Regions from separate parts of the Homo sapiens genome. Here regions 2, 3, 4 and 5 are each linked to region 1. A link is a contact called in ENCODE Hi-C or POLR2A ChIA-PET data. All regions are on one chromosome and are shown on one strand. Each heading gives the region's core, a stretch centred on a gene start or an enhancer-like site at or near the end of the contact. The rest is flanking DNA. Distances are from core to core; before and after follow the strand shown.

Region 1 (2,843 bases), core at 126-2,625:
ATAAATTAATTCACAGTGCTTGCCATACTCACGGTCCCTTCAAAGGGTAACTGTACCCCTCACTCTCCCTGTTGACCTGGGGCCCCTGCTAAGAAACCAAATGATCCAGCCAAGCTGATTGGACAAGGGGAGGCCCTGACCTGAAAATGGCTCACTCGTAAGGGCCTTTTGATGTGGCCTGGTCTCAAAAGGGCAGTCTAAACAGAAGTAGCAATGTTTAAGTGAGCCATTTAGGTGTCCTGTTTTGGGGATTTCTGTAACAAGTATGGAAAAGATAAACCAGAGGAGTGGTGTAGACACATTGACAGTTCTGACCCCATTAGCAGTGGTGTACCAGAAAAGCCACCAATTCCTACTCATGGGCTTCCAGGGCCTGCCTTGGAACCAACACTTTGCTTCGGTTTTTTCCTCTATGTGACTTAGCTCTTCTCTGGTTCCTTATCCTGTTGTTTCCTCTGTATTCATATGTGTGCCCTGCTCATCCTTCACCTGAGTGAGCTTGAGTATCAGTCCATTGCAATGATAGAAGCCTAATCACAGGAGACCTTAGAAACCTGGAAGAGCCACGGGCAGGTTGGTAGTCCAGGGGCATCAGGGGATAGAGTCACTATTTAGGGCCAAGAAATTAGGAATCTGGGCCTCAGGCTCCTTGCCTTGAGCTGCCGCAACTCCTCTACTAATGGACCGGATTCACTTAAAAAAATTTTTTTAAAGCCATTTTAGGTTCACAGCAAAATTAAGCAGATTGCCCTCCTCCACAGTCTTACCTTTTATTAAAAAAAAAAATTATGAACAGGAAATTAATGTTAGGGATATCAAATGGAATAAATTTCACCTTGTTGAGTTGTTTTTGATGTGTGATGAAAGTTTTTAGAATTTATAGCCAGTACTTATGGTGTCTGTATTGCTTCTGTTTTTGTAAAATTATTGGAAATCTACTCTGGCCCAGGATTCCTGTGTGTTTCAATATGTTCAACATGGAGTTGTTAGAGTATGGATCATGTTGACTCCTCTTTTTCCCAGCTCTGGCTATCCTCTTCCCTCTTCAGCAGCAGCAAAGGGCCCAAGCCCACTCACAAAAAACAACTACCAGGAATATGAGTTCTATTCCCTTCTGGATCAGGGTTTCTTCCACATGATGCCATGAAGAAGGTCAGGTAGAGTCACAGATACTTGGTTTATTTATGTTAAACGAAAAAAAGAGATGGCCTATAGGAGAAAAGAGATGGTTGCTATATCCAGGAAGTTCTCAAGCTCACAGACCCCGTGCATGCCTCTTTCATCTTTCTCCGTATGATCTTTGCCTGTGTCTGTGCAGATACCACTCTAGCTCTTCTCTCTCTTGTGGTCACAAGAATATAAAAACTGCCTAGCCACTTCCTCTTTATTATGCCTGAGTCTCCAGTTATCATGCTGAGTGAGCCAAGTTCTTGCTGACTGAATCATGTTCTTATAATTCTACTGATGTAGAATAATACTGATTATATCCTGTTTCTACTAACAAAATGGACATACAAAATTTGTCCAACATGCATAACCACATACTTATACCTTTTCCTTCATGAAAGCTCTAGCCAATTCTTTCATCAAGTATTTACTGAGTACTACTATGTTCCAGTCCTTTTATGATCTGAGCCCTGGGAATCTCTCTGGCCTCTCATTTCTTGCTACAGTGATTCTAAACTACTTGTTATTCCTCATGTGTATTTTATCCTGTTCCACATCTTTATGTCTTCATTCATGTCTGGAACATGAATTTGTTCATTTGCTTGGTTAACTCCTATTTGTCCTTCTAGCCCAAATCCATGTCCCCCTCCTTTAGGAAGTTACCATGTACTCTATTTTTCTTTGCACAAGTTGGGTGAGGTTTGCAAACTCCACTGGGCTCCCATGGCACCTTGTACATTCCTCCATCACAGAACTTTGTGTGTCATATTGACAGTGTCTGTGTGTGTCCATCTCATCAGCAGAACTTTGAGGGAAGGGAAAACATCTTACCCATTTTTGTTTCTGCAATTCTTAGAACAGTGTATGAAATAGAATATACACATACTAAATACTTGTGGAACCAAACAGAATTAGTTAGGGTATAAAGTAAAATAGAAAATCTTATAGAATCTCTAGGCAATCTTTGTTTGCATTAAAATCTGTTTTTCATTCCTAGAGACCATTTGCTTAGATCTTCAGCAAGGACATACCTAGCATCTGTTGCAGCAATGTGTCAATCATGAGTTACAGGCACACCATCTGTTTTTTACTGCACCGGTGCTGACTGGGATTTTGGCAATGCAGATAAATGTGCTTGCACCTAATAATGCTAGTTCTAACCTCCAAAGTCAGGCAGTAGACATGATTATGAAGACTCATAATACCTACATATAGTGTGGTCCAGTGCACTACCAAATGCCATGGCTCTAGCAAAGAATCTGGTATCTTAGATGGGTAGGCATAAGGGAACCCAACCATGAATCCAGCTGCAAGTGCAATGCTGTATCCCAGGACTAGACCTGTGCCTGTTGGTACTCAGTAAGTACTTGTTAAATGAATGACTGCATTTGGGTAAATGGATTTAGCTATATGTAAGGAAGCTATGGTTTGGCACTTTGTAGCACTGTAGATTTTGACTGTGCTGGAGGCATGGCTAAGGACTGAAGCTAGGGGAGATAATGCTAAGGAAGAATTTTCTCATGCGACTCCTCCTTATACCACACTCTCCAATGATAACTAGCACTGCCAAGGAAAAGAGAATGTGGGAAACCAAGTTGTGTTACAATGAAATGGAATTTTAGTTGAGTCCTGATTTTGCTTTCCTCTTGCCATTTGTGCAGCTGTGCAACTTTTTT
Region 2 (2,843 bases), core at 173-2,672, 250 kb before region 1:
TTCGGGAAGCCCAGATAAGGCTGCTAAGTGTGATTGCTGGGGGATGGGGGTTGGCGAGATGGGGAATAACTGGGGTACTGAGGATACTGGGGAAGAAGAAGACCAATTTTAATGTATACTCTTTTTTTTTTTTTTTCTTTAGAGACAGGGTCTCACTCCACGGTACAGGCTGGAGTACAGTGGTGGAGTCATAGCTCACTTCAGCCTCCTGAGTCGCTGGGACCATAGGCACATGCCACCATGCTGAGCTAATTTTTTTTTTTTTGTAGAGTCAGGGGCCTTGTTTTTTGCCCTGGTCTTGAACTCCTAGCTTCAAGTGATCCTCCTGCCTCAGCCTCCCCAACTGCTGGGATTACAGGCATGAGTCACTGTGCCCAGCTATATACCCTTTTGTACTATTTGAATTTTGTTTTACCGTGTGCACATATGACTTTTTCAATAAGCACAGGTTGTTTTGTTTAATGCATTGATGTATAATGTTACCATTCTTGGGAGGATTACATTTGAACATGACTTCAGCTAAAGGAATCTGTCACTGATAGAATTTCAGGTGGCTGGCCAAGTAGGGTGGCTCACATCTGTAATCCCAGGACTTTGGAAGGACTAGGCGGGAAGATCACTTGAAAGCAGGAGTTCGAGACCACCCTGGGCAATATAGCAAGAGTCTGTCTTTTTTTTTTTTTTTTAAAGGAAAAAAGGAAAAGAATTTCAGGTGGCTGACTCTCTAGCTATTAAGGTAGAGGAGGTAGTTTTTGCTAGAAGAAAGCCCTTCCCAACTCTTCTGAAGTTATGATGACAGCTCAAGACGGAGCCGACCATGTTTCTGGGAGAAATTCTATGGTGGGCTATACTTGTATTTAGGCAGGTCTCCAGCAAGAGAATGTCCTAGTCAAGAAAGTGCGGCTATGGCCTTCACTGTCCCTCGACAAGGTGAAACCTGCTCTCTCCCCCAGCCAGAGGAGAGAGAGGTATTTTTAACCTTGGTGTTGGCTAACGCAGGGTTTCAGGTATTCTCCGGGGTGTACTATGAGACAAGAAAGCCACGATATAACACTTAGACTCATTTGCCCTATCTCAATGTGCTGGTTTTATGCACCTTGGAGAATTGGACCATAAAAGCTGTAATAAGTGAAAACTATTTATTATGCTTCTCCAGTAACCCTTTGGCTATTGTCTTTCTTTTGCTTCTGAAGCAGAAGTGCAGTGCAGCAGTGGGTCGCTAACCTTACCCTCACATCCTTTGGCAAGGGGATAGAAAAATTACCTCCATAGCATTTGCCTTAAGTAGACCAGGAAGAGAAACCAGATTTGGGTCTATTACAAAAGAACTAGAATTACAGGAAGGTTATTTAGGTTCTCTTCAGAAGGTGGCATGCGTTAGTCATTAGATCTAATGGCACGTGCGTGAGACAAACCAAGTCAACAGGAAATGGATCATGCCATCTGTGAGAAGAGGACAAAAGTTGAAGCATGTGTGCTATGCAGAGTCTTTGCAGATTTGGGGAGGGTGGATTTTTCTCTCACCAAAAGAAGGAGTGGAGAGATGTTGATTTCCAGAATTGATTAACAGAAGAGGATGCAGACACTTCACTTAAATAAATATATCCCCACAAGCTACCAGCTGAGCAACTGCTGGGCTAGAAAGTAACTTGAGTTTAGACCCATTTGGAGATAACTGTCCCTTCCATAAAGAGAAAAGAAGGCTAAATTTAAGCAGGTGGTGAGTTTGGTTAAAAAAGAAAGGCAACAGCTTCGGAAACCACCAGCATTCTGATTACAAGGCTATGTGATCCTTTCAGAAACTGGAGCCTATTCAAGAATCTAAATCAAATTCAGTTTAGGTTTTTGGGGTTCAAACTGGTCTAAGAACAATCCTGACCTCCTAGCAGTCTCTCAGTCAATGAAGAATGGGCTTCTCTTGTATCATGGATATAGAATACACCTAGTTGCAAGGCAGGGACAGGGTAATATACAGTTTATAGCTGTCCAGACTCCAAATGCTTGTTGGAACCCCTCAAGAAGCCCTTTGGGGCTGGAAGGGAGGAGGGCTACTTCCAGATTTCTGAGTCACCTCAAAAAAGGTAGCCTTGGAAGCCAACTCCTCTCTGCTGCGGTCTCTGCATTTTACATCTCCATTCTCCTCTTTCTACCCCTTCAGCTTCCTAACTATTCATCGTCCCTCTTCTTCCTGACTGGGATTCATGTATTAGCTTTTTAAAAATGAAACCCCAAGAATCACTTGAACCCGGGAGGCAGAGGTTGCAGTGAGCTGAGATCACGCCACTGCACTCCAGCCTGGCAACAGAGTGAGACTCCACCTCAAAAAAAAAAAAAAGAGAGAAGAGAGAGAGAAAAGAAAGAAATCCTAATATAATAAAATTATTATGACCATGTGGCTATATGACCATTAAATATTTGTTTTGCACTTCATTCCTTTTTATTTCTTCAGCAAAATGAAATGACCCAATTAATTGCAGAACCCTGAAATCTCACTAATTTTTAAAATCAGAATTCATTTACAGACTCTGATCCCTTATTGTAAGTGACTTTATGTAGTTACGGTCTAAAACCTATTACCAAACAGACTTAACTAAACAATCTTGGTTCTTCTGGCCTGCTTTTTAATTGGAAGAGGAATCTGGAAACCATTACAAAATAGACTGCAAATGAGTCACAACAGGTGACTGTATTTTCCTTTCCGGTTTGAGGCAGTGCAAGATAAATTTAGTTTCTATTATTTTTTTTGTTTCTCAGGAAGATCAGAACTTGCTAAATAAATTAGGATTACTGATCTGATCCCTTCAATTTTCATTTCCTTTCAGGGGTGTTTCTGATCAATAATG
Region 3 (2,843 bases), core at 122-2,621, 220 kb after region 1:
GCTGCAGCCTGGGGCCAAGCCTTTCCCGCCCCCTCCAGCAGCCTCGCTTCTAGGCTAACCCTCGCCTAGGCATACCTGCAACTTTTGAGAAAGCTCTTTTTGACTTGGAAATAAGGAAGCCTCAAAGGAAGACTTAGCATCTTTGAAAGCCAGTAAAGCTGAAGCTGTGAGCTTCAAGGTCTAAGCTGAGAGTGAATGAAGGCTGGTGACTCCCCAGCCTGTCGTGTATTTATGTTCTTTGGACCCAGAGTTGGAAAAACCTGGGTCTGGGGGTCAGACCCCTGGGAATGAGCTCCGTAGCATACCAGTTACGTGACCTCAAGAAAGTCACAGAACCTCTCCAAGCCTTAGTTTCTGCATCTACAAGATGGGGCCTCTCTTGCAGGGTGATTTTGAACATATGATGGAAGAAATTATGCAGGTACCTTGAAAACCATAAGCATGGTTCCAGTGTGAAGTGTTTTCATAGCCAATGTGCCTCTAGCATTTTAAGTCACAGATCTAGGTCTTTCCATGGGTCCTAAACTTCAGATTTTTGTGCCCCAAAATAATGCATTGATGTTTGACATTTTGCCAGGTTCTAGAAAGCCCTGCCCTTGGCCCCAGCTGTGAGCTGCAGAGCTCAGTGAGACCCTTTTTAATCTTCCCCCAGGCCCAGCCCTGGCCTTGCTTCCATGAGCAGACCAGCCTCCGAATCTCTGAGCCACCAAGGCTGCGTGTGGAATGGGGCTGTCAGAGCTGCTATGAATCACCCTGGAGCTGTCTAGAGGACAGTCCAGGTTCTTACCCTGCCCAGGAATTCCAGATTGAGCCAAACCAGCTCAGTCAAGTGAGACTCCCAGGGGACCTGTGATAGGAGCCGGCAGGAACCTCTCAGGATTAGAGCGATTAAGAACAAAGCTTTGGAGGCACCAAGCACTGGGGTCGAATTGCATTTCTGGCACCACTTGCTGGCTGTTGGTCCTCACCATGGTCACTCCTTCTCTGACCCTCGTGTGTGACAGTGGAGTCACAGGAGCCCTTCACATAGGGCTGTGTTAGGGTTATAGGAGGTGACGTGCATAAATGCTGACACCTTAAAAGTGCTCAGCAAGCTGCCTTCCAGCAGGAGCTCATCTGGCCAGGTGGTAAATTTGGTGCCTCTGTTTTGTTCGGCCCACGTTTTGCAGAGTGGGATTATTCACTTAAAAGTCCCAGTTTTCTGACTTTTCTTAAGAATCAATTAATCTAACATCCTGGGCCGCATTCATCCATGGCTACATCCGGCAGGAGCTGAGTAGCAGCTGCCTCCCCAAGGGCTCCTCTCAGTTCTTGAGCTTGCAACTCCAAGGCAACTGCAGAGGCAGCTGATGAAAGTCTGAATATGGAAGCCAGCCATGTCTGTCTCGTCCCTGATGGGGTGTGCTGGGCTGTAGGATATGAAATGACTTTGCCCTTTTCCTCTAGGAGCTATGAAAGCACCCCTTAGGGAGGCAAAATTGTGCTGCAGTTGTGCTGCTCCTCCCCTCAACAGACAAGGAGAGAATAGGAAACCACATTGCCTTCTCATTGGAGGCACAGGCATCACAGTCAGGCAGCTTCGCAGCTAAGTTCTGACACAAGCTGTGTGACCTTTGGCAAGTTTCTTAACCTCTCGGGCTTATTTTCTGACCTATAAAGTCAGAATAATAATTGCCAATATCACTGTTGTTGTGCGGACTACACCATATGGTGACATGCTTATTTTAATGCCTGGCTTGAGGTAGGTGTTTTATACCTACCAGATTTCTTCCGGGGGACAACCAGGAAAAGGGTTATTTATAAACTGACTACTAGGATATCATTAAAACCAGAAGCTTTGAGGGGTATTTAAAACTTGTAGAAGACATAGCAAACGTTTAAGCTTTTAAGTGTCAAAAAATATCTATAAACAAATGCATATGTCTTGCTTCAGGTTATATTTTAACTTGTTTAAATTGTATTTCAGTTTTGAAACCTTTGATGTGAACAGCTTTGAACAATTTTGCATCAATTACGCTAATGAAAAACTGCAACAACAGTTTAACATGGTAGGTGACCTTTCTGCCTTCTTGACTAGTTCTCAGCCGCGCGCGCGCGCGTGTGTGTGTGTGTGTGTGTGTGTGTTCGTGGAAAGAGGCATTCTTCTTTCTTGAGGTTGCAAATTTTTATGCAAGGAGCCTCACGCTGGGTCACTGCACCACCTTGTGGCCAAATCTTGAAATCACACCCTCTCATCTATTTCATCTTTTTTGAATCACCTGCCAATGTGTGAGCCTCACTGCCCTTCTTGGATACAGACCCTCTGTGCAGCCAGACAAAACTATTTAGTTGGTTGCCTGAGGCCTCCACTTTCTTTCGAGCCTCTCTGTCTTTGCACTTGCTGCTTTCTCTGCCTTAACCCACGTGCTCCTGTTATTTCCCCATTGCTTTATCTTCACGTGGCCAACTCCAGCTTGTGTTTTGAGATCCAGCTTCCCTGAGAGCCTCCTGCGATACCTCCTGGCCTCTTCCTATGTGCTTCCTTATCGCAGGCCTGTCACATGGAATTATCATCATTTGCATGCAAGTTTCCAAATAGACTTGGTCACCTGGAGAGGCCAGGACTGGCATTCTTTGTCTCTCTCAGCCCAGTGCTTATCTCGGCACATGCAGCACTAAACAGCAGATGGCCAATGGATTATGGGAATGAGTTTCTCCAACCTTAATTTAGAACAAGACATATATGGTACCTTCCTAACTAACAATAAGATCAAATGTATCATCCCATGGAAACAGACAGGAGATGGATTCCAATTTTTTTTTTCCACTGGGAAGATTTGTTTATTCAAAAGACGTTTTTGAGT
Region 4 (2,843 bases), core at 160-2,659, 180 kb before region 1:
TCCTTCTTAAGTTGGCATACTAACTATTCAGAAATTGAAGTAAAGAACATACCTATGCCTTTGAATAATTATTGTGTTGATTGAATGCTGGTTCTGCAGGCACACTTCTGTGGTCCAGGAGGTCGTAGCCTAACCATGGCCTGTACCTTTTGTTGTAGCTTATGGTGCAGAATTGAGGTATTTACCAGGGTACTCTAAGTTGCTAACAACAACAAAACAACAACATTCAGGTTACACAGTGGTACATATTAAATCCACTTTAAAAAGCTGAGGGCGTGAAAATAATTTTGTTATTCTGAAATTACAAAATCACTCTGTCACTAGAAACCACAGTTGGAAAGATCTTTAGAGTGTGTGAGTTTCTTTCATTTTTACAGTTGAGAAAATGTAAGACCCAGAGAAAAGCAACCTGTCCAACTAAAAAAGTAAAACTCAAATTCCCTGCTAGTTGCTGGAATATTTTCTGTATTTTGTATTACTTCATGCCTCTAGCAGAGCACAATTGCCTCTAGGTTCTGGCACCAGAAATGAAATAATGATCATCTGGCTTTTATCAGGAAACTGGAAAGAAACAGGCTAGGTGATTATATTTTGACATTGTTCTCAAAGTAATACATAGATACTCTTAGAAGTAAGTCGAATGGTAATAAGTAGACTCAAAGTAAATAAGACATTTCATCCTTGAAACTAGGAAGCTGAGAAAGAGATGGATATAAAGAAATAAGAAATTAGAGATAATTGTCAAATTAAATCAGGAAATGGTATAAACTAATTATTTAGAAATATAGAGGACAATTTTTTTCTTTAGTTTCAATGTGTAAAAAATGAGGCTAGTGATAATACCTACTTAAAGGGCTACTGTAATGAGGAAATGAGATAATCCATATAAGGTGCTTAGAAAATAGTATTTAGGCCAGGCACAGTGGCTCACGCCTGTAATCCCGGTACTTTGGGAGACCAAGGCGGGTGGATCACCTGAGGTTGGGAGTTTGAGACCAGCCTTACCAACAAGAAGAAACCCCATCTCTACTAAAAATATAAAAAAATTAGCTGGGATTGGTGGCCCATGCTTGTAATCCCAGCTCCTCAGGAGGCTGAGGCAGGAGAATTGCTTGAACCCGGGAGGCGGATGTTGCAGTGAGCCAACATCGAGCCATTGCACTCCAGCCTAGGCAAAAAAAGCGAAACTCTGTCTCAAAAAAGAAAAGAAAATAGTATTTGATTCTGAATAAATACTCAATAAATTTGCCTGTTGTTATTGTTAATAAATTAGCATTTCTTCAGTGCGTAAGATAAACACATTCCAAGTGCGCTGAAGGAAATATACGAAGGCTAAGAGAGTGACTAAGTGAGAGCAAGGAGAAGTCCTCTTTGGTTAGGTAAGGCCCCTGAGAAAATGAGCAGAGGATGAGAAGGCACCAGCTGTGTAAGGGGAAAGAACATCCCAGGCCAAAGGTATATGTGCAAAGGTTCTGAATTTAGAAAGAGTCTGGCATGCTTTAGGAACTGAAAGAAGGCCAGGTACTATATGATAGTTTGTGCTTCCCTCATTTCTTCATATTATACTGTCTCCTTCACTAGAATAATTGTTCTTCAAGGGTGGTGATGACATCTGACTTCTTCCCAGCTGTTTTCCTCATACCTGTCACAGGTTGGCACAGAATTAGTATTTATTAGATGCTTGATAAAAAATTAAGCGCCTGTTGCTTGCTCAACAACTACTATGTAAGTTCTAAGATATCATAATTTTATTTTTGGGCTTATATCAGTGAGTTTCATGAAATACAAAATTCACGCTTAAAAAATTTAACATATTTAACTGTTTTATATCTCTAACTGTACCATTAAGTTCAAACTACTTTGATGGGCTGGGTTAAATGCTACATAGGATGATCCTGGTTTATGCCTGTTGTCCTGTGTCCAATCCTATTTCACAATGGTCTCCTTTCACTCTAAGTGTGTTACCACTGTTTGGATCATGAATTTTACTTTTTTATTTTTTTAATATATATTTTTTTCTTTTTAGAGACAGGTCTTGCTATGTTGGCCAAGATGGTCTTGAACTCCTGGCCTCAAGCAAACCTCCCACCTCAGTGGGCAATGAATTTTATGATAACCCTAATAGTCATTTTACTGTTCTGCTAGTGCACTCAAGTCTTGTCTTTCATTAACTGGTATTTCATTCTGTACTTAGATAGCTTAAATATAGATTAAAATAGCTCATTTGCCCCAGCTGTGTTTTGTAGGATATTGCATCTAATATTTTGTAATTTACATGGGTCCTTGTATGAAATCAAGGGATTGACAACATGGGATGCTTGTTTTGATTTAGTACAAAACACTTGGATTTTGTTTTAGAAATGCTCTATTTCTAAAATGTTTCTACCAAACACCCATATTTTGACAAAATGTTCTTTTTCAAAGTGATAGGAATTCTTATGAATATTTCCTTCTGCAATAAACAGTTGTGATTATATAGTCATATTGGTTAAATATGACAACATTTTAGAATTTAACTGTTAGAAATAGTAAAACCTTAGACATCTGGACCATTCTCCCTCTCTTGTTCACTGAAACAAGTATAACCAAGCACTTTCAATGTGCCTGGCACATATGTGCTAGAAGTACTGTGATGAGCAAGAACTAACATGGCCTCTGCCCTCAGAAACTTGTGGTTTGAAAAAAACAAGAAACAAAAAACAAAGTCCTTTCTTCCTGGGGCAACAGGTGAATCAGAAGCTGAGGTTACCCTATGATGTTTTAGAAGAGCTGGGGGTTGGGGGTAGGGGAGCTGGCCCAGAGGAGTAAGAGAGTATCAGATGGCCCGTACAAACTTACAGAAA
Region 5 (2,843 bases), core at 172-2,671, 150 kb after region 1:
TGTGTTCTTACATGGCAGAAGGTGGAAGGGCAAAAGGCTTAGCTAGTTGCCTCTTTATTTATTTATTTATTGAGATGGAGTTTGGCTTTCATCACTCAGGCTGCAGTGCAGTGGCGTGATCTCGGCTCACTGCAACCTCTGCCTCCCAGGTTCAAGCGATTCTCCTGCCTCAGCCTCCCAAGTAGCTGGGATTACAGGCATGTACCACCATGCCCGGCTAATTTTTTGTATTTTTAGTAGAGATGGGGTTTCTCCATGTTGGTCAGGGTGGTCTTGAACTCCTGAACTCAGGTGATCTGCCTGCCTTGGCCTCCCAAAGTGCTCTGATTATAGGTGTGAGTCACTGTGCCCGGCCAACATTTTATTTTAATTAGTAGATAATATTGCAAAATCAATCAAGGTTATGTTGAACTGACATCTAAATTTCATTTGTGAGCTTTGCAAAGACTTAAGTCCCTAGGGAGAATTCAGAGGCAGAGAGAAAGTTTTTAGTGAGAGTATGGCACATTCTATCTGACATTTTTATACAGTACCAAAAATATCCTGGTTAGAGATTTTGCAAAAGGAAGGTGAAGCTTCCTTTTAAAACATAAACTTTCTTAGTAAAAATATCCATTGTATTTCACAAATTCTGAGATGCAGTGTTTCCCATTTCAACATCTCTGAAATTGGGGTGTATCTTACAATTGTTGATGGGTTATAGTTTAGTTGGCAATTTTTTTAGTGTTACATAAAATACTGTATTTCATAACCGATAGCATCATAGATTTGATAAATCAGTGGGTTTAAAATATGCTCTTTGGGTTACATGGAGTCCAAATATGTGCATTTATTGATAAACCTAGTATGTTGAACTTGTTTTCTCCCAGTTTCCCCTTTTGGAATTGTACATGCGGCTTAAAAGTTACTAGTGGCATAGATGGCAGGGGTTTTATAATTTTGTTTTTTACATGCAGCTGCAGGTTTATGATCTGTAGAGGCCACTGTGTGCTGCTTCAGAGGTCCTTGTGGTGTTGTGTTTAAACTGACACCAGAAATTATGTAAAACCAAACAGTTTGAGTCTCCTTTTCTCTTGCATGGAAGAATATACTTTAGAGTTAGTCCCGTGGCTTTCATACTGGATCATGCATATGAAAAACTAGATTATGGGAGATGGCCGTAGCCCTGATCTGTCCAATCACAATCTGACCACTCTTTAGATATCATAGTGTTGCTGGATGGTGGTGACTTCACCTAAACCAGATTTTCAGCGCTGATAGTCCCAGTGTGTGCTGCTGCAGCATGAGGTGGACGGTGTGTCACCAGGCTCCATGCCACATAAGCAAGAGCACTGGCAGGTACTGATGTTCTCTGTGATAACCTCTTCCTGTGGGACTGGCTTCTCAGAACTAACCCAGGAAATTACCCAGAGTGACACAAGAAGCACTACTGACACCTCGTGGAGTCAGCAATATTAAGCTTTCTAATGTTTTTGCATCTGATCTGCATTTTGTTTGACAGCAATCTCAGAACTCAAACTTAATCTGCCCTTAAACAAATCTCTTAACCACTCTCCCTCCCTGTAGATAAAAGGATAAAAAACCTGGTTACTAGCGTGTATCTCCACAGTGGCTGTGGTAACTCATATGTCCCTTTACTTTTTGTTGGATTTCCCACTCAAGTCTCAATTTTGAGATGAAATTGGAGACTTTTTTTTTTAACCTTTAGCATAATTCTCTAGCTGCTGCCCTTGACAATAGTGACTATTTTTAACATCTGAAAGCATTGTAAACCAGTGGTTGTACTTCATTGATTGCAACTTTATAAGTAGAATTTTTAACATTATATTAAAAAGAAATAAAAAATAATAACATTTAGGAAATCATACTACATAGAGATAGTTTATCTGTTCATGATTTCTCTGGGAATGAGGATGGCAGGAGAAAATTAGGTCTTTGCCATATGAGGCCTTTGTGAAAAATAATACATTTTGGACCAAGTGGTATGAAGAAACACTCTTCTACCAGCTATCTGTATGTGTTTTGAATTGATTGTAATGATACATTTAAAGTAAATGTTCTTTTGCTTTTAATGGCTAAAGTCATTGAGCCAAGAGCAAGGGGGAATTGTTTCTGCTCCTTCTGCCCCTTTGTAGGATATTGATTGTTCCTCCTGTGAATTAAAGTCAAAATATGTTTAACCATTTCTGATTAGTATCAATTAATTAACAAATCTGTTAAACCACTTACTTTTTGGACATTTAATCTTATTAAAAAGTAAGCCTTATTACATAAAAAAAAGTTTTGAGTCATGTAAGGTTATTTGATGTTAATTTACAGTTAGGCAGGAGTGGCTTTCAGAGTAAGATGACCATATAATTTTGCCATCTGTTCACCCAATTTTAACAGAAAAAAATTATTTTAAGAGAAGGCAATTAAGTGGCAAATATGGCAAGTTTCGGTTGTTGTAGAATGCATTCAAAATTATAGGAACTTGGAGACCTCTCATGTTTTTTATATGGAAAACATTTTCTCCTCCTTTCTTACTTCTCATAAAGTGGGCCAGATGGAGAACATATCCCCAGGACAGATCATTGATGAACCCATCCGACCAGTCAACATTCCCAGGAAAGAAAAGGATTTCCAAGGGATGCTGGAATACAAGAAGGAGGATGAGCAAAAACTTGTTAAGAACCTGATTCTGGGCAAGTATTTTCTGCATTGGATAAAAGTTCCTTCTGGCACATGGGTTAATGGTGGGAAAAACTAGTCACTAATTTTTGAGATATTCAGCGTAGGTTTCATTAGTCATCATCAGATACCATGTATTCTAGTGCTGCAGTAGTGTTCTGACCACACCAAGC

The links. Hi-C counts contacts between places; a loop is a spot of excess contacts on that map. ChIA-PET counts read pairs that join two places held with the same protein, here RNA polymerase II (POLR2A). Pooled maps may share reads with other maps.
Region 2: a loop to region 1 is called in a map of PC-3, with 5 times the contacts of the local background. The contact joins two enhancer-like sites. A Hi-C loop is called at or near these places in 5 of 168 maps with a recorded cell type or tissue (CD4-positive, alpha-beta memory T cell, PC-3, endothelial cell of umbilical vein and 1 more), 1 of 37 single-sample maps with no recorded cell type and 9 of 50 pooled maps. POLR2A ChIA-PET finds 5 or more read pairs at or near these places in 2 of 52 experiments (BJ and endothelial cell of umbilical vein).
Region 3: a loop to region 1 is called in a map of CD8-positive, alpha-beta T cell, with 4 times the contacts of the local background. The contact joins two enhancer-like sites. A Hi-C loop is called at or near these places in 2 of 168 maps with a recorded cell type or tissue (CD8-positive, alpha-beta T cell and endothelial cell of umbilical vein), 1 of 37 single-sample maps with no recorded cell type and 8 of 50 pooled maps. POLR2A ChIA-PET finds 5 or more read pairs at or near these places in 1 of 52 experiments (activated T-cell).
Region 4: a pooled map shows a loop between it and region 1 (2.5-fold over the local background). The contact joins two enhancer-like sites. A Hi-C loop is called at or near these places in 2 of 50 pooled maps. POLR2A ChIA-PET finds 5 or more read pairs at or near these places in 2 of 52 experiments (HCT116 and PC-3).
Region 5: a pooled map shows a loop between it and region 1 (4-fold over the local background). The contact joins two enhancer-like sites. A Hi-C loop is called at or near these places in 1 of 37 single-sample maps with no recorded cell type and 8 of 50 pooled maps. POLR2A ChIA-PET finds 5 or more read pairs at or near these places in 1 of 52 experiments (activated T-cell).

What each region holds. Positions count from the first base shown.
Region 1 is chr15:52,480,588-52,483,430 of GRCh38, reverse strand. The region is part of intron 1 of MYO5A (myosin VA); the gene reads left to right. Among named protein-coding and RNA genes, the nearest start is that of MYO5A, 47 kb to the left of the region's middle. RefSeq lists an enhancer at 1,442-1,591 and a silencer at 730-1,998. Within about 2 kb of position 1,375, at least 10 of the 41 ENCODE cell types and tissues checked have a DNase peak (open chromatin) inside an H3K27ac peak, as active enhancers do; they include endothelial cell of umbilical vein, where a contact is called at or near this core.
Region 2 is chr15:52,728,915-52,731,757 of GRCh38, reverse strand. No RefSeq gene overlaps it. Among named protein-coding and RNA genes, the nearest start is that of ATOSA, 51 kb to the right of the region's middle. Within about 2 kb of position 1,422, at least 5 of the 41 ENCODE cell types and tissues checked have a DNase peak (open chromatin) inside an H3K27ac peak, as active enhancers do; they include endothelial cell of umbilical vein, where a contact is called at or near this core.
Region 3 is chr15:52,255,844-52,258,686 of GRCh38, reverse strand. It overlaps MYO5C (myosin VC), which reads left to right. Exons shown (of 41, transcript NM_018728.4): 11 at 1,967-2,048. Among named protein-coding and RNA genes, the nearest start is that of MIR1266, 20 kb to the left of the region's middle. RefSeq lists an enhancer at 794-1,370. Within about 2 kb of position 1,371, at least 3 of the 41 ENCODE cell types and tissues checked have a DNase peak (open chromatin) inside an H3K27ac peak, as active enhancers do.
Region 4 is chr15:52,659,022-52,661,864 of GRCh38, reverse strand. The region is part of intron 2 of ATOSA (atos homolog A); the gene reads left to right. Among named protein-coding and RNA genes, the nearest start is that of ATOSA, 19 kb to the left of the region's middle. RefSeq lists an enhancer at 2,593-2,782. Within about 2 kb of position 1,409, at least 2 of the 41 ENCODE cell types and tissues checked have a DNase peak (open chromatin) inside an H3K27ac peak, as active enhancers do.
Region 5 is chr15:52,330,194-52,333,036 of GRCh38, reverse strand. It overlaps MYO5A (myosin VA), which reads left to right. Exons shown (of 42, transcript NM_001382347.1): 35 at 2,538-2,684. Among named protein-coding and RNA genes, the nearest start is that of MYO5C, 36 kb to the right of the region's middle. RefSeq lists an enhancer at 1,160-1,289. Within about 2 kb of position 1,421, at least 4 of the 41 ENCODE cell types and tissues checked have a DNase peak (open chromatin) inside an H3K27ac peak, as active enhancers do.